Linked DNA regions of Homo sapiens: region 1 is linked to region 2. Evidence: read pairs that join two places in POLR2A ChIA-PET (ENCODE). Cell type or tissue: A673. All regions are shown on one strand. Links, peaks and the distances in the headings refer to the core of each region. The heading gives the core; the rest is flanking DNA. Region 1 holds the start of LINC02574 (long intergenic non-protein coding RNA 2574). Region 2 overlaps FAM76A (family with sequence similarity 76 member A).

Region 1 (11,935 bases), core at 3,334-8,333, 100 kb before region 2:
AGGGAAGGAGAAGGAAGTCACATTTATCAAACCCCTGCTGTGAGCCAGGACCATGCTAAGCACTTTACATCTGGTGTCACATTTCATCCATTCATTCAACAAATATTTACTGAATGTGCCAGGCCCTGTGCTAGGGCCTGAGGAGAGGGCTGTGAACAAGGCAGCTCCAGTCCCCTCCCCTCTTGGAACTTAGAAGTGGAGGAGACAATCAACAGATGTGTGACATCACTGGTGAGACTCGCTTTGAAGAGAAGCAAAGAAAGGAAGGGGCTAGAACGTCTTGGCAATCAGGGGTCAGGGCTGTGTAAAAGAATTTTTTTTTATTTTTGTATTTTTTAGGTGAAAGAAGGCCTCTTTGCAGAGGTGACATTTAGCAGTGACCTGAATAAAGTGAGGGAACTGTGAGTGCAAAGGTCCCAAGGCGAGAGTCTGCCTGGGGGCCGGTGTGGCTGGAAGACAGTGAGCGAGGGGAGATGAACTGAGAGCTGTTCAGCAAGGATGTGCTCACGCTGGTGGGCCTTCTCCGCTACAGGAAGGATATTTGGTTTTATTATCAATGTGATGGGAAACCACTGGAAGGTTTCTGAGCAGGAGAGTAATATGGTTTATTTATTTATTTATTATTTATTTGTTTATTTATTTATTTTTGAGAAGTAGTCTCGCTCTGTCACCAGGCTGGAGTGCAGTGGCACGATCTCAGCTCACTGCAAACTCTGCCTCCCAGGTTCAAGCAATTCTCCCAAGTAGCTGGGACTACAGACGTGCACACCACCACACCTGGCTAATTTTTGTATTTTTAGTAGAGAAGGGTTTCACCATTTTGGACAGGCTGGTCTTGAACTCCTGGTCTTGAACTCCTGGCCTCAAGTGATCCACCCGCCTCGGCCTCCCAAAGTGCTGGGATTTCAGGTGTGAGCCACCGTGCATGGCCAAACTTAGTATCCTTTATTTTATTTCATTTTGAGATGGAGTTTCACTCTTGTTGCCCAGGCTGGAGTGCAATGGTGCAACCTTGGCTCACTGCAACCTCCACCTCCTGGGTTCAAGCGATTCTTCTGCCTCAGCCTCCTGAGTAGCTGGGATTACAGGCATGCACCACTACACCTGGCTAAATTTGTATTTTTAGTAGAGATGGGGTTTCTCCCTGTTGGTCACGCTGGTCTCAAACTCCCGACCTCAGGTGATCCGCCTGCCTCAGCCTCCCAAAGTGCTAGGATTACAGGCATGAACCACTGCACCCGGCCCTCAGTATCCTTTATAAAGCTTTCCCTACTAGAACACACAGATCTCCCTGATTCTTTTTCGTAGCCATATAGTATTCCATTTTGTGGATGGACTGTGCTCTACCTAGTCTAGCCCCTTACTAATCGACAGTTGGGTTGTTTCCAGTCTTTGGCTATGGAAACAGTGCTGCAGAGAATAACTTTATACATACATCATTTATTACTCATGCAAGTCTATCCGAAGATGAATTCCCAGAAATAGGTTATCTGAAGGTATTTTGATAGATTTTGCCAAAATGCCCTTTTACCAATTTATATTCACACATGTGAGAGTCATGTGTGAGAACATGTGTGAGAGTAGTACTATTTCCTCATAGAAATGCTCACAGAATATGTTATTCAGCTTTTGGGGTTTTTTTGGCCAGACTGATAAGACATCGTATCTTAGTCCATTTTGTGCTGCTATAATAAAATCCCACAGAATGGATAATTAATCATAAACAGAAGTGTATTGGCTCACAGTTTTGGAGGCTGGGAATTCCAGGATCATGGGGCCCACATCTGGCTTGGGCCCTCTTGCTGTGTCATCCCATGGTGGAAGAGCAAAGAGAGGGTGACAGAGAAGAAAAGGGAACTGAACTTGCCCTTTTATAATGAATCTGTTCCCAGAATAATAATCCCACTCCTGCTATAACAGCACCACCAATCCATTCATGAGGGTGAAACCCTCATGACCTAAACACCTCTCCTTAGGCCCAACCTCCCAACACTGTTGTATGGGGTTAAGTTCCCAGCACCTGCTTTTCGCGGCGTAATGTTCAAACTGTAGCAATATTCTAGTCTAGTTTTTCTGGTTTGCATTTCTTTTGAGTTTGAGCTTCTTTTTATGTGTTTAAGAATCACTTATATTTACTTTTCTGGGAACCGTCAGTTCATATGCTAGGCCTCTATTTCTTTCTTTTTTTCTTTTTTCTTTTTTTTTGAGATGGAGTTTCGCTCTTGTTGCCCAGGCTGGAGTGCAATGGCGTGATCTCGGCTCACTGCAACCTCCGCCTCCCAGGTTCAAGCGATTCTCCTGCCTCAGCCTCCTGAGTAACTCGGATTACAGGCAGGCGCCACCATGCCCAGCTAATTTTTTTGTATTTTTAGTAGAGACGGGGTTTCTCCATGTTGGTCAGGCTGGTCTTGAACTCCCGACCTCAGGTGATCTGCCCACCTTGGCCTCCCAAATTGCTGGGATTACAGGCGTGAGCCACCGCGCCCGGCCTAGGCCTCTATTTCTATAAGATTAATCAATTTCCTGGAATTCTTTCTAAATAAGCGAGATGTTCCCTTGTCTGTGATTAGAGTTGTAAATATTTCCCCCAGATTGTCATTTGTCTTATGCGTTGATTTATAGTGTTTTTCCATGCAGAAGTTTTTGATTTTTATATAGTTGACTTTATCAATCTTTTCTTTTTACAGCTTTTTGATTTTTGAGTCATGGTTAAACTTTCTCCACTATGAGATTATACATTCTCCCATGTTTTCCTCTAGTGCCTTTACGGTTTTATTTTGATTTTTCAAACATTTAAATATTTTATCCCTTGGGAGCTCATCCTGGTGCTCAGTGTGAGGCACGGATCTAATTTTTTTTTTCCTAGTTGGCTACCTAGGTGTCCCAACACCATTTATTAAAGAGTCCATTTTCCACTTTGAGAGGACACCTTTATCAAATACTAAATTCTCGCGTGCAATTAGGTCTATTTCTGGACTTTCTATTCTAGTCCATTGGTCTGTTTGTCTCTTCCTGAACCAAACCAAGTGGTTTTAATTATTATTTTTTGTTTTGTTTTGTTTTGAGACCGAGTCTCGCTCTGTCGCCCAGGCTGGAGTGCAGTGGTTTGATCTCGGCTCACTGCAACCTCTGCCTCCTGGGTTCAAGCAATCCTCCTGCCTCAGCCTCCCAAGTGGCTAGGATTATAGGCACCCACCATCACGTCTGGCTAATTTTTATATTTTTAGTAGAGAAGGGGTTTCACCATGTTGGCCAGGCTTGTCTCGAACTCCTGACCTCAAGTGATCCACTCGCCTCGGCCTCCCAAAGTGCAGGGATTACAGGCATGAGCCAGCATGCCCAGACTTAATTATTTATTTATTCTTATTTTATTTTTTTGAGATGGAATCTCTTTTCATCGTCTAGGACGCTGGAGTGCAGTGGCATGATCTCGGCTCACTGCAACCTCTGCCTCCTGGGTTCAAGTGATTCTCCTGCCTCAACCTCCTGAGTAGCTGGGACTATAGGCGCCTGCCACCAGGCCAGGCTAATTTGGCTAATTTTTGTATTTTTTTTTTTTTTAAGATGGAGTCTCACTCTGTTGCCCAGGCTGGAGTGCAGTGGCATGATCTTGGGTCACTGCAACCTCCAACTCCCGGGTTCAAGCAGTTCTCTGCCTCCGTCTACCAAGTAGCTGGGACTATAGGCATGCACCACCACACCCAGGTAATTTTTGTATTTTTAGTAGAGACAGGGTTTCACCACATTGGCCAGGCTGGTCTCGAACTCCTGACCTCAGGTGATCCGCCTGCCTCGGCCTCCCAAAGTGCTGGGATTACAGGCGTGAGCCACCATGCCCGGCTCTTAATTTTTGTATTTTTAGTAGAGATGGGGTTTCACCATGTTGGCCAGTCTGGTCTTGAACTCCTGACCGCAAGTGATCCACTCGCCTTGGCCTCCGAAAGTGCTGGGATTACAGGCGTGAGCCACCCCATCAAGCCCCAAGTTGTTTTAATTTTTGAGGCTTTAAATATTGTTATCTAACAGTAGTCAGTGAGTGTTGCCTTTTTTTTTTTCCAGAATTTTTCTGGCATTCTTTTTCTTTCTCTCTCTTCTGTCCTTTTTTTGTTTGTTTTTGGGGGTGGGGAACCTCAGGAGACCTCATGGGATTTATGCCTTTGCAGGAAAAAGAAAATCAATAATTACATGTTATTTGGTAGTGGCTAAGAAAAAAAATAAAGCAGGTAAAAGAGCAGAAGGCAACTAAGGGGTAATATTTAGATAGGCAGCCAGGGAAGTCCCCTGGATGAGGGGGAGATACCTGAGTGAAGGATGGGAGACCACGTGGCTACCTGGGGGAAGACATGCCTGGCAGGGCCAAGGGCAAATGCAGAGGCCTGAGGCAGGAGCACGCCTGGCATGCTGAAAAACAGCAAGGCGGCCAGTGCAGCTGGAAGGGAGTGATCAGAGCAGAGAGTGGGAGGCAGTGAGGTAGATCACGCAGGGCCTTGTAGGTCACAGCAAGGACATTGGCTTTTCCTCTGACACCAGGAGCCATGGGGGGGGCGAGGGGGTTGAGCAGAAGAGTGACATGTTCTGACCTCCGTTTTAACAGGATCACTCAGGCTACTGCGTGGAGTGCAGACTGCAGGGGTGAGGGTAGCGGCAGGGAGGGCAATAGGATTTGGGATGGGTGAATAAATTGTAACTTGGTTTCCTTGTCCATTTTCCCCCATCAAACTGTGAGCTTTGCAAGGACAGGCCCTGAGCTTATTCAGCTCTATGAGCCAAGTGCCAGGCCCAGAGTAGGCGCGGATAAACACTGTGTGAGGAAGAAGGGTGGGAAGACAGAGGAGGAGACAGGAGGCAGGAGAGGCAGAGCCCCCTGGGAAATGGCTCTGCAAAGGCCACAGAAAGAAGAGGAAGCAGACATGATGACAGAGCCTGTTCCCCAGCAGGAACCAAGGCCAGGAAGGGCTGAAGCTGGGGAGCTGGGCCCCCAACCCCGGATCTGTGGCCCCCATTAACAATCAGGTTATGTGCAGTTTATGCTGGAGTTCTGCCAACAAAAGGACCCTGGCCGGGGGGGGTGGGGTGGGGATCTGTTCCTCAAGGTGAAGGTGCAAAGGTGAGGTGGCCTGGCAGAGAGGAGAGCAGCTTTCCTGAATCCTTGCACACAGAGGCCCTGAGAAAGGATAATTCACCCCCTTTATAGATGGTAAGTTGAGGCTCCATGAAAGAAACAGACCTAAGTGATACAGCAAATAGGTGGCCTGGCCTAGTTTCAGGGGCTTGGCCTCTCCAAAACACCTCCTTGGCCACTACCTAATTTGGTCGGGGTCCCCTGCAGTTTTAGGGAGTGACTAAATACAGAAGGAAGGGATGACTCCTGTTATTCAGCCAGCTCTTAGCTGCTGCCAAAGCACAGCTGGTGAGTCCTCACTGTGGGCGGGACCCAGCTTGGGGAACAAAAGCCACAGGACACTTCAGGACCTCATGAGGCTTAGGAAAGAATTGGCCTGGAAGTAGGGCAGATAGACAAGAGGCACCAAGCTGAGGGGCAGAGGAAAGAGGTCAGGCTTTGAAGTTAGGCCTGGCTTTGCCACTATCTTGCTGTGTTATCTTAGGTAACTAGCACCTCAGTTTGCGCATCTGTAAAATGGGAACGACAAGTCCTGCTTTATAGGGCTGGCATGGGGGTTGAAAGGGGCAACAGAAGTCCAGTGCTACCTGAAAGTGCTTCCTTCTTAGCTTCCCCGCTCCCAGACTGGGGACCTGCTATCCCTGTCTTCAGCAGATGCTGGTTGGCTGCTCCTGAGCAAAGGGGAAATGGGCTGCGATGGCGGCTCAAGTCCCAGGCCTACAAATGGGTACAGGCTGTGGGGGATCTGGCCAGTGCTGACACCTAGGGGCTCTTTCAGGATTAGGTGAGCTTGCACATGCCCTCAGGACAGTTGAGTAGGTCTTGGCTCTGCACCAACTACCTCAGGCAAGGTAATCACTCTCTCTGGGCCTCAGCTCCAGGGAATCTCTTCGGCAATGGTTGGGGGTGGGCAGGAATTAGAGGTCTTCTAATTGCAAACGGAGTGGGCTGCTTCAAGAGTAGTGAGCTCCCTGCCTCTGGAGGTATGTAAGCAGGGACTGGACAAGCACTGGGTAGAGATTCACTCACTCATTAATTCAATAAACTCCTACTGAGATTCCATTTTGGGCCAGGGCCTGTGGCCATCATTGTCATTAGGAGATATAGTGACAAGGCATCTTTACTCTCCTGTAACTTACATCTTTTTTTTTTTTTTTTTTTTTTTTTGAGACGGAGTTTCCCTCTTGTTGCCCAGGCTGAAGTGCAATGGCGCGATCTCGGCTCACTGCAACCTCCGTCTCCCAGGTTCAAATGATTCTCCTGCCTCAGCCTCCCAAGTAGCTGGGATTACAGGCGCCCACCACCACGACTGGCTAAGTTTTGTATTTTTTTAGTAAAGATGGGGTTTTGCCATGTTGGCCAGGCTGGTCTTGAACTCCTGACCTCAGGTGATCCACCCGCCTCGGCCTCCCAAAGTGTTGGGATTACAGGTGTGAGCCACCACACTCGGTCTCCTCTCCGCCCCCTCCCCTTCCCTCCCTTCTCTTCTCTTCTCTTTTTTTTTTTAGACAGGGTCTTGCTCTGTTGCCCAGGCTGGAGTGCAATGGCTTGATCTTAAGCTTAACTGCAGCCTCAACCTCCTATGCAGAAGTGATGCTCATGCCTCAGCCTCCCGATTAGCTGGAACTACAGGTACATGCCAGGTATGCTCAGCTAATTTTAAAAAATTTTTAGTAGAGGCCAGGCATGGTGGCTCATGCCTGTAGTCCCAGCACTTCAGGAGGCTGAGGCGGGTGGATCACCTGAGGTCAGGAGTTCGAGACCAGCCTGACCAACATGGAGAAACCCCATCTCTACTAAAAAAAATACAAAATTAGCCAGGCATGGTGGTGCATGCCTGTAATCCCAGCTACTTGGGAGGCTGAGGCAGAAGAATTGCTTGAACCCGGGAGGTGGAGGTTGCAGTGAGATGAGACCACGCCATTGCACTCCAGCCTGGGCAACAAGAGTGAAACTCCATCTCAAAAAAAAAAAATTTTTTTTTAGTAGAAATGGGGTCTTGCTATGTTGCTCGGGGTGGTCTTGAACTCCTAGCCTCAAGCAATCATCTCACCTTGGCCTCCCAAAGTGCTGGGATTACAGGTGTGAGCCACCACCACTGCCAACCGATAACTTACATTCTAATGGGGAGACATTAAATACTGCCAAGACAGTATGTGTTCTATATTGCAGAGGCTGGTCATGAACTCCAGCCTCCAACCCATAGAGAAACTGACTTCTAAACTGATTTTTTTTTTTTTTTTTTTTTTTTTTTTTTTTTGAGACGGAGTCTCGCTCTGTCGCCCAGGCTGGAGTGCAGTAGTGCAATCTCGGCTCACTGCAACCTCTGCCTCCTGGGTTCCAGCGATTCTCCTGCCTCAGCCTCCTGAGTAGCTGGGACTACAGGTGCATGCCACCATGCTCGGCTAATTTTTGCTATTTTTAGTACAGATGGGGTTTTGCCATGTTGGCCAGGCTGGTCTTGAACTCCTGACCTCAGGTGATCCGCCCACTTTGGCTTCCCAAAATGCTGGGATTACAGGCATGAGCCACCACACCTGGCCCTAAACTGAGATTTTTTTTTTTTGAAGGATAAATACAAGTTAAATAGGGAAGGGAAGAGTGTTTAGGTCTGAGAGAAAAACAGGTGCAAAGGCTCAGAGGCGAGAGAGACATGTATTTTCAAGCAGCTGAAAGTTCAACGTGGGCAGAGGGAAGGAGGCAAGGAGGGGAGTGGCTGCGCTGAGTGAGGTCAGCAGTCACTCACCAGTCCTCAGCTGAACTGAGACCCACCTTAGGGGTCAGGATCCATCCTCTTCCATGATGATCAGGGATGAGGAGTTAGCCAGGTAAAAGGTGTGAGGGGATGGCTCAGGGAAGAAGTGATCCCAGCAGAGGTTTGTGTCACTGGGAGAGAGGAAAGACAGCTGAAAGTTGAGTCTGGCTATAGCCTGCCTGGGGGCTTGGCTGAGAAGAGAGACCTTGGTATTGTGGCCTGTGGGTCTTGCCAAGTGGCCTGAGGGCCATACGGAGCCTCTGAATGGTTTTGTGCAGGGGAGTGACTCAACCTTGGTAGGAACATGCAGGAAGGTTGTCCTGGGATGCCCTTTAAGGTCTCAGCAGACTGAAACCTCAAAGAGCCTCTGGGGAGCCCAGCCATCTTAGGCACAACCTCATTCGAGCCATCAGGGAGGATGAGAAAACTCACTTGTCAGAGGAACCTTAGAGAAGTCAAGAGACAAGGCTGGAGGGCCCTGAGCTGGGGGGTGGGGAGCATGGGGAAAGAAGAGGGTGAGGGCTCAGAAAGGCAAGAGCCCCGACACCAGGAGGCGGTGCCTGCTCTTAGCTTGCCACGGACTCCATGATTCAAGAAGGCCTGGCCCCCAGGACCCTGGGACTAGAAAGGCAATTGACTCATCCTAGGATGGGGGAAGCCTGGCCCCGGAGGTTAAGTGAAATTGCTCTAAGACACAGAGCACATCAGCGGCAGGATCAGGAAGAAACTAGTAACCCTGGAGCACCTAGCACCAGCACCCCTAGTGCAGGGTACTTCATACCTCGCATCATCTAACGCAGGTGTCGCTTCATTTTACAGATAAGCGGACTAACGTCCACAAGTCATGGACTCCTGTTCTGGGTCACACAGAGTTAGGGCTAAGAAACCAGGTCTGCAGGCGCCTAGTTTCCCGCAGTTCTTCTGGGTCTGAGTTTGGGGTGGTGGGGAAGAGGCGAGCGTGTCAAGGAGGGTGAGAGGGAGGGTGGGGCTGTGTTTCTGGGACTTTCCTCGCTGAGGTCAGAGGCACCGAAATAGACGCGCTGCAGCGAGCGCCCGGAGGCCCGGTCACACCCTGTGCCCGGCCCGCCGCGGGGAGCGGTCCAGCCGCAGCGCACGAGCCCTCCGCCGTCCCACTGCCCCCCGGAACCGCGCGAGCCTCGCAAACCGCTCGGCGCCCAGTCTCCACCTCGCCGGCTTCATGAACGTGCCCCGGGAGACCCCGACGCCCTGAAGCCGGCGCGGCCGCCCCACCGCCCCACCGCCCCACCGCCCCACCGCCGTCTGCGCGAACGCCGGGCCTCCCCCTCCGCCCATCGCTGCCACCATCTCTACTCCGACGGCTGCGGCGGTGGGTGTGGCCACCGCGCTTGCCAATCAGGAAGTGAGGGCCGGCTCCGGACGCGCCCCGCTGTTACGTCACTCCGACGGCCCCGGATGCCCCGCCCAGTGGCCTTGCCTGGGAAAGGCGACTGGGGCACCGGTGGGTGCGGACCCTCAAAGGGTGAAAATAATTCCCGTGTGAATTGCGCGCATTATAACTGCTCTAAGAAATGCAGCCAGGGCATTTTAAAATGTATTTTTTCAATCACTCCTCTTCCAGCCATTTATCCGTCCGTCTGTATGTATGTCTATCCAGTCAGCCAAAGTAATTGGGTGCCTCCTGAGTGCCAGGCGCTGTGCTGGGTTCTAGCTATAAAGAGAGATGAACCCTCTGCTTGTCCTCAGGGAGCTCATAATCTAGGGCGGAAGCCTGATGGTAACAAATGCTCATGCCATCGTTTTCATTGCAGTCATGATTCATTCTGGGACGGTGAGATACAGGCTGCTGCAATAACCAGGTGTCTAACTTGGATTGGGGCTCAGGTCCCTGTAGAAGTTACATCGAGCCGACTCCTGAAGCAACAAGTGTTCCAGGCAGAGGGAAGAGCTTGTGCAAAGGCAATGAGGCTAGCAGGCTGGAAAATAAGGGAAAGGAAACTGAGTGAGATGAGGCTCTGGAGGTTTACGGGAGCGAATTATTTAAGACCTTGGAGGCCATAGTAAGGAAATAGAATTTTCTTCTAAGTGCTGTGGGCAGTCACTGGGTACTTAGTGTTTTAAAATCTCCCTACCTCTGTGTGGAGAATAGACAGGAGTGGATACGGGAGTAAGAGTGGACACAGGGACACCTAGGAGGTGCCCTCCAGCATGGAAGGTAGTAAGCTAGATGAGAGGGAGGCTACTGTGGGTGGGACATGAACAGATTCAATAAATAATTAGAAGATACAATCCTCAGGCAGGTGGGTTGATGGATTGAATATGGGGGTGGGTGAGGCAGAGGGAGTTAAGATTAAGTCATTCATTCATTGGACAATTATTTATTGAGCCCCTCTAGATGCCAGGCACTGTTCTACAGAGGCAGACTCTCTGGGTTCAAATCCTTGTCCTGTCACTTGCTAGCTGCTTGCCTTAGGGAAATTATTTAACCTCTCTGTACCTTGATCTCTTCATCTGTAAAATGCGGATCCTAAGAACACCCGAGAGAATTATTGTAAGGATGAAAAGAGTTAATATATGTAAAACTTTGGACCTGGGTGTTTGGAGCTGGGCTCTGAGGCTGAGGACTGGGACTTGGGTACTTGGGGTTGGGTACCCGGGCCTACTTCTTGGAGTCACCAAGACTCTATGTCTTTACTGGCTTTATACAGAAAATTAAAAGAGTGACATGGAGAGCAAGCTGTTCCCACACCGTGAGTGAGACACAGGTATCCATACAATTTTAAGCTCTCAGATGATTCCAAGGGGCAGACAAGTTGGCAATTACTATGGTAGAGAGAAACAAGGAGGCAATTTTAAAGTAGGTGGTCAGGGAGGGCTTCTCTGAGGAGGTGACATTTGAGTGAAGACCAAAGAGTGCAGAAGGAGCCATCACTGAAAAGTTAGGGGGAAAAGCCTTTGGGAAGGTGTCTGGCCTAGGCACCGGCATGCCTGGAGGTGTCTTTGGCCCAAGTGTGAAAGACTGAAGGAGAAATGGGCTTAGTTTGGTGGGTTCCAAGGATAGTGATCATGGCTGAGTGAAGACCCCTACCCCTTCTGCAGATCAGAACCTGGAGCAGTTAAACCACGCTGTGCCCTGGTAGCTGTGGGTGCTGGGAGGCAAGCTCTACTGGTTCATCAAGAATTTGTGGTCAGGCTGAGGCAGGCAGATCACCTAAAGTCAGGAGTTCAAGACCAGCCTGGCCAACATGGCGAAACCCCGTAGCTACTAAACATACAAATATTAGCCGGGCATGGTGGCACGCACCAGTAATCCCAGCTACTCGGGAGGCTGAGGCAGGAGACTCGCTTGAACCCGGGAGGTGGAGGTTGCAGTGAGCCGAGATCGCACCATTGCACCATTGCCCTCCAGCCTGGGTGACAGAGCGAAACTCCATCTAAAAAAAAAAAAAAAAAAAAAAAACTAGCTGGATGTGGTGGTCCATGCCTGTGGTCCCAATTGGGAGGCTAAGGTGGGAGGATCACTTGAGCCCAGGAGGTCAAGGCTGCAGTGAGCCGTGATTGTGCTACTGCACTCCAGCCTGGGCGACAGAGCAAGACCCTGTCTCAAAAAAAAAAAAAAATCTCTCCTGTGGGCCCATGCCATTTGTTCACACAGATAATGAACCAGTGGGCCTCTGCCAGCTTCTGACTTGGCACTGGACGTTTCTCTGGGAACTGGTGCTTGGAGCGGGGAAATGGGGGCTGGATTTCTGGGACTGGGTTCTGAGGCTGGGGACTGGGACTTGGATACTGGGGGGTAGGTGCTTGGACTTGCTTTTTGGAATAACCAAGGCTCCATTTCTTTACTGGCCTCTACAGATGAGCCTGTTCCCTAACCTGACTATCCTTTCTGTGGCTTCACGGCACAGAACTTCACAAGTGTGACCTTACCTTGTCTCAGCTGTCTGTTCCATGGAGACCCAGAAAGAGGGAAAGAGAAGGCTGCTCTGGACCTGTTCATGGGGCCTTCCTGGGACCCCTTTTCCGCCCGCTAAGCCAGGAAGCCTATGCTCCCTCATCTTCCACCCCTCCCCCAGCCA
Region 2 (11,613 bases), core at 6,329-11,328:
ATTGACCTGGTTTCTAGTCCCAGCTTTACTTCTAACTAGCTATATGTGTCTTGGTAGATAAGTTGATCTTGAGCTATTTCTGTACAGTAGAAATAATAACTTATCTATACCTCACAGAATTATAAGATGCATGTGAGACAGTAAATGTAAAAGAAGTTTTTTTTTTTTTTTTTTTTTTTGAGACGGAGTCTTGCTCTGTCGCCCAGGCTGGAGTGCAGTGGCACAATCTCGGCTCACTGCAAGCTCTGCCTCCCGGGTTCACGCCATTCTCCTGCCTCAGCCTCCCAAGTAGCTGGGACTACAGGTGCCCGCTACCACACCCGGCTGATTTTTATATTTTTAGTAGAGACGGGGTTTTACAGTGTTAGCCAGGATGGTGTCGATCTCCTGACCTCGTGATCCATCCACCTCGGCCTCCCAAAGTGCTGGGATTACAGGCGTGAGCCACCGCGCCCAGCCAAAAGAACTTTTTAAACTAGAAGACAGATTATACTTCTTATTGAAGTTTTTTTTTTTTTTTTTTTTGAGGCGGAGTCTCGCCAGGCTGGAGTGCAGTGGATTGCTGGGAGTGCAGTGGATTGATCTCGGCTCACTGCAGGCTCCGCCCCCGGGGTTCAAGCCATTCTGCTGCCTCAGCCTCCTGCGTAGCTGGGACTACAGGCGCCCGCCACCTCGCCTGGCTAATTTTTTGTATTTTTAGTGGAGATGGGGTTTCACCGTGTTAGCCAGGATGGTCTCAATCTCCTGACCTCGTGATCCGCCTGCCTCAGCCTCCCAAAGTGCCGGGATTACAGGCGTGAGCCACCGCACCCGGCCTCTTATTGAAGTTTTATTGATATTTGTTCTCATGGTTATTAATAAAGCAGGTAATATTTAATTAATTAAGGCCAAGAATTTTTTTTTTTGATCCTGTGGAAACTAGCTACCCATCCATCCAGGCCTACAAAATCATCACCTTGGTAGATTCTTTATTAATCAAGAATTATTAGCTCTTGCATAGAAGAGCTGCTGTCTTAACATTGGTCTATTTGACAGACTTTCATTGTGATGTTTTGTTAATCTTTGATTTCTAATGTGTGTCTCTCTATTTTTGCCATTAAAAGCCAGAAAACACTTTCTACATCTTCAATTCAAAATGAAATCCCAAAGAAAAAGTCCAAGTTTGAGTCAATCACAACTAATGGAGACAGGTGAGCCAGTTGGAGTATGTGTGCGCACACATTTGAAATGCATACACAGTTCCTGAAACAGGAATACATTTAGGGTCTGCCTTGGAATTAGTCTGTGGCTGTCAGTGAATCTTATAAGTAAGCAGTACTGATATTTGTTTATAAATCTAATCTTGTCATTAAAAGATAAGAACTCATAACTTGATTTAATAGCAATTGAATTCTGCAGTCCACTAAATTATAATTTTTTTTAAGAGACAGTCTCACTCTGTCACTCAGGCTGGAGTGCAGTGGCGCGATTTTGGCTCACTGCAACTTCTGTCTCCTGGGTTCGAGCAATTCTCATGCCTCAGTCTCCCAAGTAGTTGGAATTACAGGGGCACCACCATGTCCAGCTAATTTTTGTACATTTAGTAGAGACAGGGTTTCACCATGTTGACTTGAACTCCTGGCCTCAAGTGACCTGCCCACCTCGGCCTCCCAAAGTGCGGGGATTACAGGCATGAGCCACCTTGCCCAGCTTCCCCTACACTAATTCTAAGAAGTCCAGAGCTGGATGCTTTTCTTTGTGATCTCTGCCCATATCTTCCTGCAGGCAGGAGAGGAGTTGATCTTGAGAGGTAAAGACAGGTTGGGATTAAGGCAATGTTGCCAAATTTGTGAGGATCCACACTTCCTTAACATTCAGAAAGCCAGCCCAGTGCAGATTCTGGATCAGGAGAGAATGAGATGCATTTGCATGTTTTTGTTTCATTTCAAGCCAGTCTAAATGCATACTTTTAGTCCTCACTTTCCTCTCCCCTCCTCAGTGGTACTTCCTCTTGTGAGCTGCTTGGGTCCTAATATCCAGAGTGTCCCATCTGTGTTGGTACAGTGGGCTGCTTCTCAACAAAGTGTTGGGACCAACCATTTTTCTGTTCCTCCAGGCCTGGGCATCCTGAAGTGAAACCACCTGACACACTTCCTGCGATCTTTGAAATCATCTCCATCCTGAAAACTCCTCCCATTCACAGTTCTCCTTCCCAGCCAGTAGTGGATATAGGAGCAGACCAGCATATAGGCTTACCAGGACTGATTTTGTTTATTTAGAGGGATACAAAACATTCTTTCCCATTGCCTTTTTTGTTAACTTGCTTTCAGACTCTACAAGGTTTTTAGAACTAGTTTCACTGATTTTTAAACTTCTTGAATTGAACCTTCTGGAATGCTTAATTTAGGTAGTCAGATTACATGGGGGGAGGAACCATAAAGATCATCTTTCTGGCCAGCTTTACTGTTCTCTCATAAGCTAGTCTGGCCATTGTGAAGAAAGGGATGTGGCACAGGTTGTCCATCACCTCTGCCAGGGCATGTGACCCTGCAAAAACTACTTCAAGGAATGAACTTTTTGAACACCCTGCTTTATAAAGGCCTAAGCCAAGACCTATGGCTTTAGATTCATTTCTGTTTTGTGCTCATTTATGATCCAGGCTGTGTTTGAATGACCTGGAAAAAGCTCGTTCGTATCTTCCAGTTTAACCAACCAGTCCTTAATGTTCACTTTCTATTAGCTTATTTTGTTCTTGAGATACTGCCACTATTCTTGCTGTCCATTGCTATGGATACACCAAGCTAAAAACTCAAGTTTTCTGTTCAGTGTTTTATTGCATCCAGTCATCAGCAATGCTGTTTTCCTCAAGTAGAAAGCTGATCCTTGACATAGGTACATGGTCTTTCATGGTGTCCTCCAGAAAAGATATTAAATGATCATTTTGACCAGGCACAGTCGTTCACACATGTAATCCCAGCACTTTGGGAGGCCAAGGCTGGTGAATCACCCAGGAGTTTGAGACCAGCCTGGGCAATATGATGAAACACCATCTCTAAAGATTAGCTGGGCATGGTGGCGTGTGCCTGTAATTCCAGCTACTCAGGAGGCTGTGGTGGGAGGATCACCTGAGCCTGGGGAAGTTGAGGCTGCAGTGAGCCATGATTGCGCCACTGCAGTTGAGCCTAGGCAGTGAGACTCTGTCTCAAAAAAAAAGGTAGGGGAGATAACTTTTTCCTTAAAATGACATGCTAATTTATTTTTCTAAGTAATTTATAATTTGAAAATTTGGAAATGTTTTCTGCTGTCACAAAAACTATTTTCATACCCATTTAAAATGTTCCTGCATTAGCATTTTTAACATTCTATTCTACTTGTTTGCATTTCTTTTTTTTAAATGTTCATAGCACAAGATAAATTCCACTTTGCTGTCCTCTTTACTTGTTGTGGGTTTTTTTTCCCTGCATTTACTTTGCTTTGAAAAAAGCATTCTGACATTTTTTTTGACAGTCCTTTTTTAATGTCATCCAAACCAAAATTTCACTGGCTACCCATTTCTTTTTTTTTTTTTTTCTTTTTTTTGAGACAGGGTCTCACCCTGTTGCCCAGGCTGGAATGCAGTGTCACGATCTTGGCTCACTGCAGCCTCGACCTCCTGGGCTCAGGTGATCCTTCCACCTAAGCCTCCCAAGTAGCTGGGACTATAGACATGCACCACCATGCCTGCCTAATTTTTGTATTTGTAGAAATAGGGTTTCACTATGTTACTCAGGCCAGTCCTGAACTCCTGGGTTCAAGTGATCCTCCTATGTTGGCCTCCCAAAGTGCTGGGATTACAGGAATGAGCCACTATGCCTGGCTTTTTTTGTTTTTTTTCTTTTGAGACAAGGTCTCACTGTGTCACCCAGGCTGGAGTGCAGTGGCGCAATTATGGCTCACTGCAGCCTCGACCTCCTGGACTCAAACGATCCTCCCACCCCAGCCTCCCAAGTAGCTGGGACTACAGGCACATGCCTCCACACTCGGCTAATTTTTTTGTGTAGATGGGGTCTCGAACTCCTGGCCTCAAGTGATCCTCCTGCTTTGGCCTCCCAACATGCTGGGATTATAGGCATGAGCCACCAGACCCAGCCCCTAAAATATTCATATACTTTTAAATTTATGCTCTTATTCTTTTATTTTTATTCCCCATGTTTTCTGCAAGTTGCTGCCTAATGGTTTTTCACTGACCTTTCTATACTACTACATTCTCTTCTCTTATTTAATATTGAGTTATGTTTGATTATTTTTCCTCCTTTTTGTTTATCCATTAGCCTTCTATTTTTTTTAGACAGAACACATTTTAGCTTTCAAAAATGGCTTTATAAGATGCTTTAGTCTTTTTTTTCTAAGTATCCTACAACATCCACAGTCTCTGTCTCAATATGTCCTAATTTGTTTGTTGAAATTATAACAAAAACTTTTCAATTTTAGGAAAATATAAGTTAATTTCTAGTTTTCCTTCCTCTAGAAAATACACTGGCTACTTTTTAATCATGTGTGTTTATTTTTCCATAGGCAATCAAAAAAGCAGCCACAACAGCTGGTGGCACTCAGGCACAGCTTGTGGTTTATTGTTTCTAAAGGACATTCTTTTTTTTAACTCGTAGTTTCATTTTATTCTCCGTCTGAAATGTGCCTGAAAGATTAATCTGTATAGCCTTTGAGGACTGACTCAGGACCAATATGTAGGGTTATAGAGAGGCAGGTTTTGGCTCAACCCAAGAAAATTGTTCTTACAGTACGAGCTTTTGTAAAAGACAATTTTTCTGGAGAAGTAGTAGTTCCCTGTCATTGGAGCCATTAGGAAAGAGACTGGTTTTTCTGCCTTGTTACCCTAGCCATCTTTTTTCATTTCTAGTAGTTCTTACTGAACCAGGAATTAGAGAGTTAGTGAGGGCTGGGCACGGTGGCTCACGCCTGTAATCCCAGCACTTTGGGAGGCCAAGGTGGGTGGATCACCTGAGGTCGGGAGTTCGAGACCAGCCTGACCAACATGGAGAAACCCCGTCTCTACTAAAAACACAAAAATTAGCCAGGCATGGTGGCGCACGCCTGTAATCCCAGCTACTTGAGAGGCTAAGGCGGGAGAATCACTTGAACCCAGGAGGCAGAGGTTGTGGTGAGCTGGAGGTTGTGGTGAGCCGAGATCATGCCATTGCACTCCAGCCTAGGCAACAAGAGTGAAACTCTGTCTCAAAAAGAAAAAAAGAGAAAAGAGAGAGTTAGTGAGGTCAGTCCCTAACACAGGATAGAAAGGATGGGTGTTGTCAACTATTTATTGGTATGGGGGGAATCCTCTCACAAGAAGCAGGAAGGGTAGGGCATTAAGAGGTTTGGGGACAACAAAAAGTTACTTACATTAGCTCATTACTCTAGTTATGGGTTTAAATAGACTCTATTCAGTTGAAGAAAGACAGGTCCTTAGCAGGTATTGAAACAGATGTGAGACTGCAGCTCTAAGGGTGCTTCCAGATCTGAAACTAGTGGAGACTGTAATAGGTCCTTTCAGTACTTTCTCCTGCACACCTTGTTTTATGATTTTGCATTTATTTTTGTTATGCAGTAATTCCATCCATTCATTAGTTATGAGAGCATTGATTCATTCTTCCTCTGACAGTCTTCTCATATGCTTCATGTAAACTGAGAGGAGGGTAGGAATATTCTTGTCGATTATTTATGTCTTCCAGTCCTAGCCATAGAAATGTTTGACTTGGTAACTGTGAGGTAGTTTGTCCACTGGTTAGGCTTGCTATTTGGAGTTTCTTCCTGTGTAGAGAAATGTTGGCTATTAGATGTGGTTTAGGATATAAGAACAGTGAGTCGTTACTATATATAGGGAGTTGAGAATGAGTATTCCAGTGTCTGCTTAGGAAAAACAGGTTTGTGTTTTACTTTAAAGATTGTCCTGGGAAAAGTAAAGAGCGTTCTTTGAGAACTCTCTAGAGAACAGGATTTGACCCTCTTGGCAGTGATTCCTTAACTTGCTTTGAGTCTGAGGCACTTCTGACTGGCCATTGAAAGCTATGGATCCTCACTCTAAAAACCACCCATTATATGTGTAGACAAGATTGTACATATAATTTTGGGGTTTTGCAGATTTCCTGAAACTATCCCTTCTTTTTTTTTTTTTTTTTTTTTTTTGAGACGGAGTTTCGCTCTTGTTGCCCAGGCTGGAGTGCAATGGCGCAATCTTGGCTCACTGCAACCTCCGCCTCCCAGGTTCAAGCAATTGTCCTGTCTCAGCCTCCCAAGTAGCTGGGATTACAGGCATGCACCACCACGGCCAGCTAATTTTTTATTTTTAGTAGAGATGAGGTTTCTCCATGTTGGTCAGGCTGGTCTTGAACTCCTGACCTCAGGTGATCCGCCTGCCTTGGCCTCCCAAAGTGCTGGGATTATAGGCGTGAGCCACCGCGCCCGGCCTAAAACTGCCCCTTCTTAAGAGGCTCTGCTAAAAGGACATGGAGTCCATCTGGCACTTTGACAAAATAGAGTGCTCTAATGCTGTTATTGGGAGGAATCTGTTAAAAGCCCAAGTTGTTGTGTGACTCTGGAGTTTGCCACCTCTTTGTTCCGTTACTAAAGCAATGTTACAGAATTCCTGATATTGGAAATGACAATCTGCAGGCCATTTGTAGTGTAGGGGAAGCTGGCTTCATTCCTGTTTCATCTTTTTTGAAAAAGAACTGACTGCTCCTGGGTGGGAATCCAGCAGCTTCTCGGCAGATACACTGACTGCATTGCGGTGCTTTGGGACAGAAGACAAGGACCTGAAAGATGAGCTCTGAGGGAAGCATTAAAGAAAAATGCATGAGCTCACAGTTTATAATTTATCTGGAATTCTAAGGAATTTATCTAATCACAAAAATTAGGATGGTTTTTCTAGTACATCACTGGGGATCTTTAAGGAACCTGAAACAGTATCCTTAGCTCTTGGGATGTGGCATTTATTTCCGTCCTAAATGTGAGAGAAGATGCTGCAGGGATGCTGCCAGGTTGTGGCTTTGGTTCGTAGAGTTATCTGATGGCCACCTTACCTCTGCAGTTCAGCTCAGCAAGTGCCGTTGAGCCCAGCATGTGTGGTGCAATGTGCTTGATGCTAGGATTCCTGCCCTTTAGGAGCTTGCAGACAAGTGGTCTAGGATGCATCCTCAGGTAGAGAAAAGTTTATCCATCCAAGTTAAAATATTTTCCCCTGATTTTTAAATTTAGCTTCTCCCCAGACCTGGCTCTGGACTCACCAGGCACTGACCACTTTGTCATCATTGCCCAACTGAAGGAAGAAGTGGCTACCCTGAAGAAGATGTTGCATCAAAAGGATCAAATGATTTTAGAGAAAGAGAAGAAGGTATGGTTTAGTTAATTCCTCTCTGACCAGAATGATGCGAGGGTGAGATATGTGGTATGGGACATGATAATAACCCTTTTTAACTGATGTTTGTTGAGAGCCTATGTCAAGGTTGGGATATCCTGGGGAGAGGCTGGCTGTCTGCCAAGATGACTTTTGGGATGGCATTACTCCAGTCAGTTGGGCTCAAAAAACTGATTTTTCTCAGCACTTGCAGCTTCCACTTCTCAAAGAGGACATTTTGTTTTTTGTTTTGTTTTTGAGACAGGGTCTCAGCTGTGTCACCCTGGCTGGAGTGCAGTGGCACAATCATGGCTACTGCAGCCTCTAACTTCCAGTCTCAGGCAATCCTCCCATCTCAGCCCACTTAGTAGCTTGGACTACAGGCATGTGCCACTGTACCCGGCCAATTTTTAAAATTTTTTGTAGAGACATGGTCTTATTATGTTGCCCAGACTGGTCTTGAACTCCTGGTCTTAAGTGATCCTTCCATTTTAGCCTCCCAAAGTGCTAGGATTACAAATGTGAGCCATTGCCCCTGGCCTCAGAGAGGACATTTGTTAACTGAGCTTACAGAGACAATGTATAAAAAAACCAGTGTTCACATCTCAGTTCACAGCGGAGCATGTAACAAACAGTACACAGTTCTTGGCATGAGCTACCTGGAGAGGCTGTAATCAGAAGGTGCTGAATAAGCATAGAGTTGGGACACGAGGAGGTAGTTATGTAACTGGAATGTTCAGTGCTGTCCGGCTAAAAGAACCTAATGTCTCTTTCTCTTCTCATGGGGATGGCCATGTCTGTGGGACAATAATACTCAAAGTTCATGGGACATTTCTTCCTCTTCCCTGAACAGCGTTCATGTGGGCCTTCTGCCATGACTCTTATGTCACTGTGCTTCCACTGCTGACAACTCTTACTAAGTGACCCATCTTTAATATGTTAATATTTTAATATCTTAGTTTATCTTCAGTATTAATACTCTTTTTTTTCTTTTTTTGTTTTTTGAGACAGAGTCTCTGTCGCCCAGGCTCACTGCAACCTCTGCCTCCTGAGTTCAAGCGATTCTCCTACCTCAACCTCTCAAGTAGCTGGGATTACAGGTGCCTGCCACCATGCCTGGCTAATTTTTCTATTTTCAGTAGAGATGGGGTTTCGCCATGTTGGACAGGCTGGTCTCGAACTCCTCATCTGAAGTGATCTGCCTGCCTCATCTTCCCAAAGTGTTGGGATTACAGGTGTGAGCCACTGTGCCCGGCCTCAGTGTTAATATTTTATTTTCACATCAGAATATCTTCTATCTTATATTTCTAATATCTTCACATTAATATCTTCAGAATAAGACCAGTCTTATTATGGTCTGAAGTTGTCTTCCATTTTTACATTCTTACTCTGATTCATGTCTGTTATCTTGTTTTCAGGTTTTCTAAATAGTATCTCATTTTTAGGCTGGGCACACTGGCTCACACCTGTAATCCCAACACTTTGGGAGGCTGAAGCAGGCAGATTGCTTGAGCCCAGGAATTCAAGACCAGCCTGGGCCATTGGTGAAACCTCATCTCTGCAAAAAATACAAAAATTAGCAGGGCTTGATGGTGTGCACCTATGGTCCCAGCTACTTGGGAGGCTAAGGTGGGAGGATCACCTTAGCCTGGGAGGTCAAGGCTGTGGTGAGCAGTGATCATACCACTGCACTCCAGCCTGTGGGTGACAGAGCCAGACCCTGTCTCCAAAAACAAACAAAAAAGAATATCTCATTTTGCCTTAATATTATAATAATAATAGCTAACTTTTATTGGATGCTAACTTCGTGCCTAGCTCTGTTTTAAGTGCTTTATATGTATTAACTCATTTATTCTTTTTTTTTTTTTTTTTTTTTTTTTGAGACAGAGTCTTGCTCTGTCACCCAGGCTGGAGTGCAGTGGTGCAATAGTTCACTGCAACCTCTGACTCCTGGGTTTAAGTGATTCTTGTGCCTCAGCCTCCTGAATAGCTAGCTGGGACTACAGGCGTGCACCACCACACCTGGCTGATTTTTGTTTTTGTTTTTGATTGAGACAGGGTCTTGCTCTGTCACCCAAGCTGGAGTGCAGTGGTGCAATCTCTGCTCACTGCAACCTCTGCCTCCCTGGGTTCAAGTGATTCTCCTGCCTCAGCCTCCCGAGTAGCTCGGATTACAGGCATGTGGCACCACAGCCAGCTAATTTTTGTATTTTTCATAGAGATGGGGGTCTCACCATGTTGGCCGGGCTGGTCTTGAACTCCTGACCTCAAGTGACCCGCCCACCTCGGCCTCCCAAAGTGCTGGGATTACAGGCATGAGCTACCATGCCTGGCCCATTTATTCTTATAAAAAGCCTTTGAGGCCGGGCTTGGTGGCTCATGCCTGTAATCCCACCATTTTGGGAGGCCAAGGCGGGTGGATCACGAGGGCAGGAGATCAAGACCATCCTGGCTAACACGGTGAAACCCTGTCTCTACTAAAAATACAAAAAAATTAGCTGGGCGTGGTGGTGGGCGCCTGTAGTCCCAGCTACTCGGGAGGCTGAGGCAGGAGAATGGCGTGAACCGGTGAGGCGGAGCTTGCTGTGAGCCAAGATCGTGCCACTGCACTCCAGCCTGGGCTACAGAGCAAGACTCCATCTCAAAAAAAAAAAAAAGCCTTTGAGGTGGGAATTGTTACAATCATTTCATAGATGAAGAATGCCTCCAGTATTTTTCTTCTTAGGGGTTTCTGATCTCCCCTGGCTCTTTATGTTGTTTTCTGCCAAGTTCAGAATGCTGTGATTCATTCTGAATAGCTAAGACATTGATGTAAATTCCTTACTTGCATTCATCTAATTTCTACCTCATTTTACAGATGAGGAAACAGACCCGAAGAGGTTAATATGTCCAAACCACACAGCTAGTAAATGGCGGAACAAGGGACTGGAAGTCTTTCTGACTCTACTGTTCTTTCTACTGTGCTATGCTTTCTCCTGCTAGGAAGGTGGAAATTCATGGGAAGAGATCTGTGTTCTATCCACATAACTACATGACTGTCAAGTGAAAATGGCCCAAGTATATTCTCTCCATGGACTAGATCAGAATGGCACATAAAAGGATTTTTGTAAAACAGGGACAAGATGAACACTTGTTTCTACTGCTTTGCAGAGATAGTTTTTATTTATTTATTATTTTTATTTTTTTGAGACAGGGTCTTGCTCTGTTGCCCAGGCTGTTGGGCAGTGGTGCAGTCTCAGCTCACTGTAAACTCAACCTCCCTGGCTCAAGCGATCCTCCCACCTCCGTCCTCTAAATAGCTGGGACTGCAGGCGCACACCACCACACCCAGCTATTTTAATTTTCGTTTTTTTTTTTTTTTTTTTTGTAGACATGGGGTTTCACCATGTTGCCCATGTTGGTCTCAAACTCCTGAGCTCAAGTATTCCGCCCTTTTGGCCTCCCAAAGTGCTGGGATTACAGGCATGAGCCACCACTCCTGGCCCAGAGTTAGGGTTTTTAAAGGAGCAAAAGCAGATTGTTTCCCAAAGCTTTCAGGAAGCTTGGAATACAGGCTCTTTAGCATAATGCCTGCCCATCTCTCCAACCTCATCAGCCATTCAAATAATCTCTGTTATCTCACATTTATCTGCCTGTGCCTATACTGTTCTCTGCTTGGTTGCCCTCCTGCTCACCTTATGTGCCTATTGTTAATACATCTCAAAGCTCAGCTCACACATCACCTCTGATTTAGAATTTCCTTGAAGAGCAGTCAACAGAAGGGGGTCTGGGGTTTGAAATCTAGCTCTGCCCCTTGCTAACTCTGTATATGATCTTGGCCACATTCCTTAACCCTTTCTAAAGATCAGTTTTCTCCTCTATAAAATGGGACTACTACTCTCACAATGTTATCATAAAGATCTACTGAAGTAATATAATCATATAATCAGTTTTTCTGCAACATAGTAAAAGTTCAGTAATTGGTAGCAACTATTATTCTCAAATATTCAGAAATGTTAGTTCAGGACTTTGTGTAATTTTCAGGAAAGCTTTAGAGAAAAAGAGGGTGTGGAATTCCCTGGTTTTGATTTAGATACGGATCTGCAGGAGAGCCCTGGATTTCATTAATTTGGGTGACCATTTAGCTCTCTGAAAGCAATTTTTTTTTATTGCACAGAAATTTCTTCTGGTTATTCTGCCTTGTTTCCCTCAGATTACAGAGTTGAAGGCTGATTTTCAGTACCAGGAATCGCAGATGAGAGCCA

The links. Peaks named below come from ENCODE experiments on the same cell type or tissue, not always from the same donor. Only the 100,000 strongest peaks of a DNase experiment are listed, where the experiment ranks them.
Region 1: POLR2A ChIA-PET joins it to region 2 with 5 read pairs; 4 of 35 experiments call an interaction of 5 or more read pairs at or near these places.

The regions. Positions count from the first base shown.
Region 1 is chr1:27,650,891-27,662,825 of GRCh38, forward strand. LINC02574 (long intergenic non-protein coding RNA 2574) reads right to left here and starts at 11,832. Exons shown (of 2, transcript NR_151722.1): 1 at 11,787-11,832; 2 at 9,438-9,832. RefSeq lists enhancers at 262-1,228, 8,346-8,846, 11,448-11,935, 11,685-11,894 and silencers at 3,621-4,023, 8,956-9,195. In A673, for the core only: no CTCF peak of the experiment used is centred there; a DNase peak (open chromatin) is centred at 5,411.
Region 2 is chr1:27,747,965-27,759,577 of GRCh38, forward strand. It overlaps FAM76A (family with sequence similarity 76 member A), which reads left to right. Exons shown (of 9, transcript NM_152660.3): 6 at 1,104-1,190; 7 at 7,231-7,366; 8 at 11,562-11,613. Among named protein-coding and RNA genes, the nearest start is that of STX12, 19 kb to the right of the region's middle. In A673, for the core only: no CTCF peak of the experiment used is centred there; no DNase peak of the experiment used is centred there.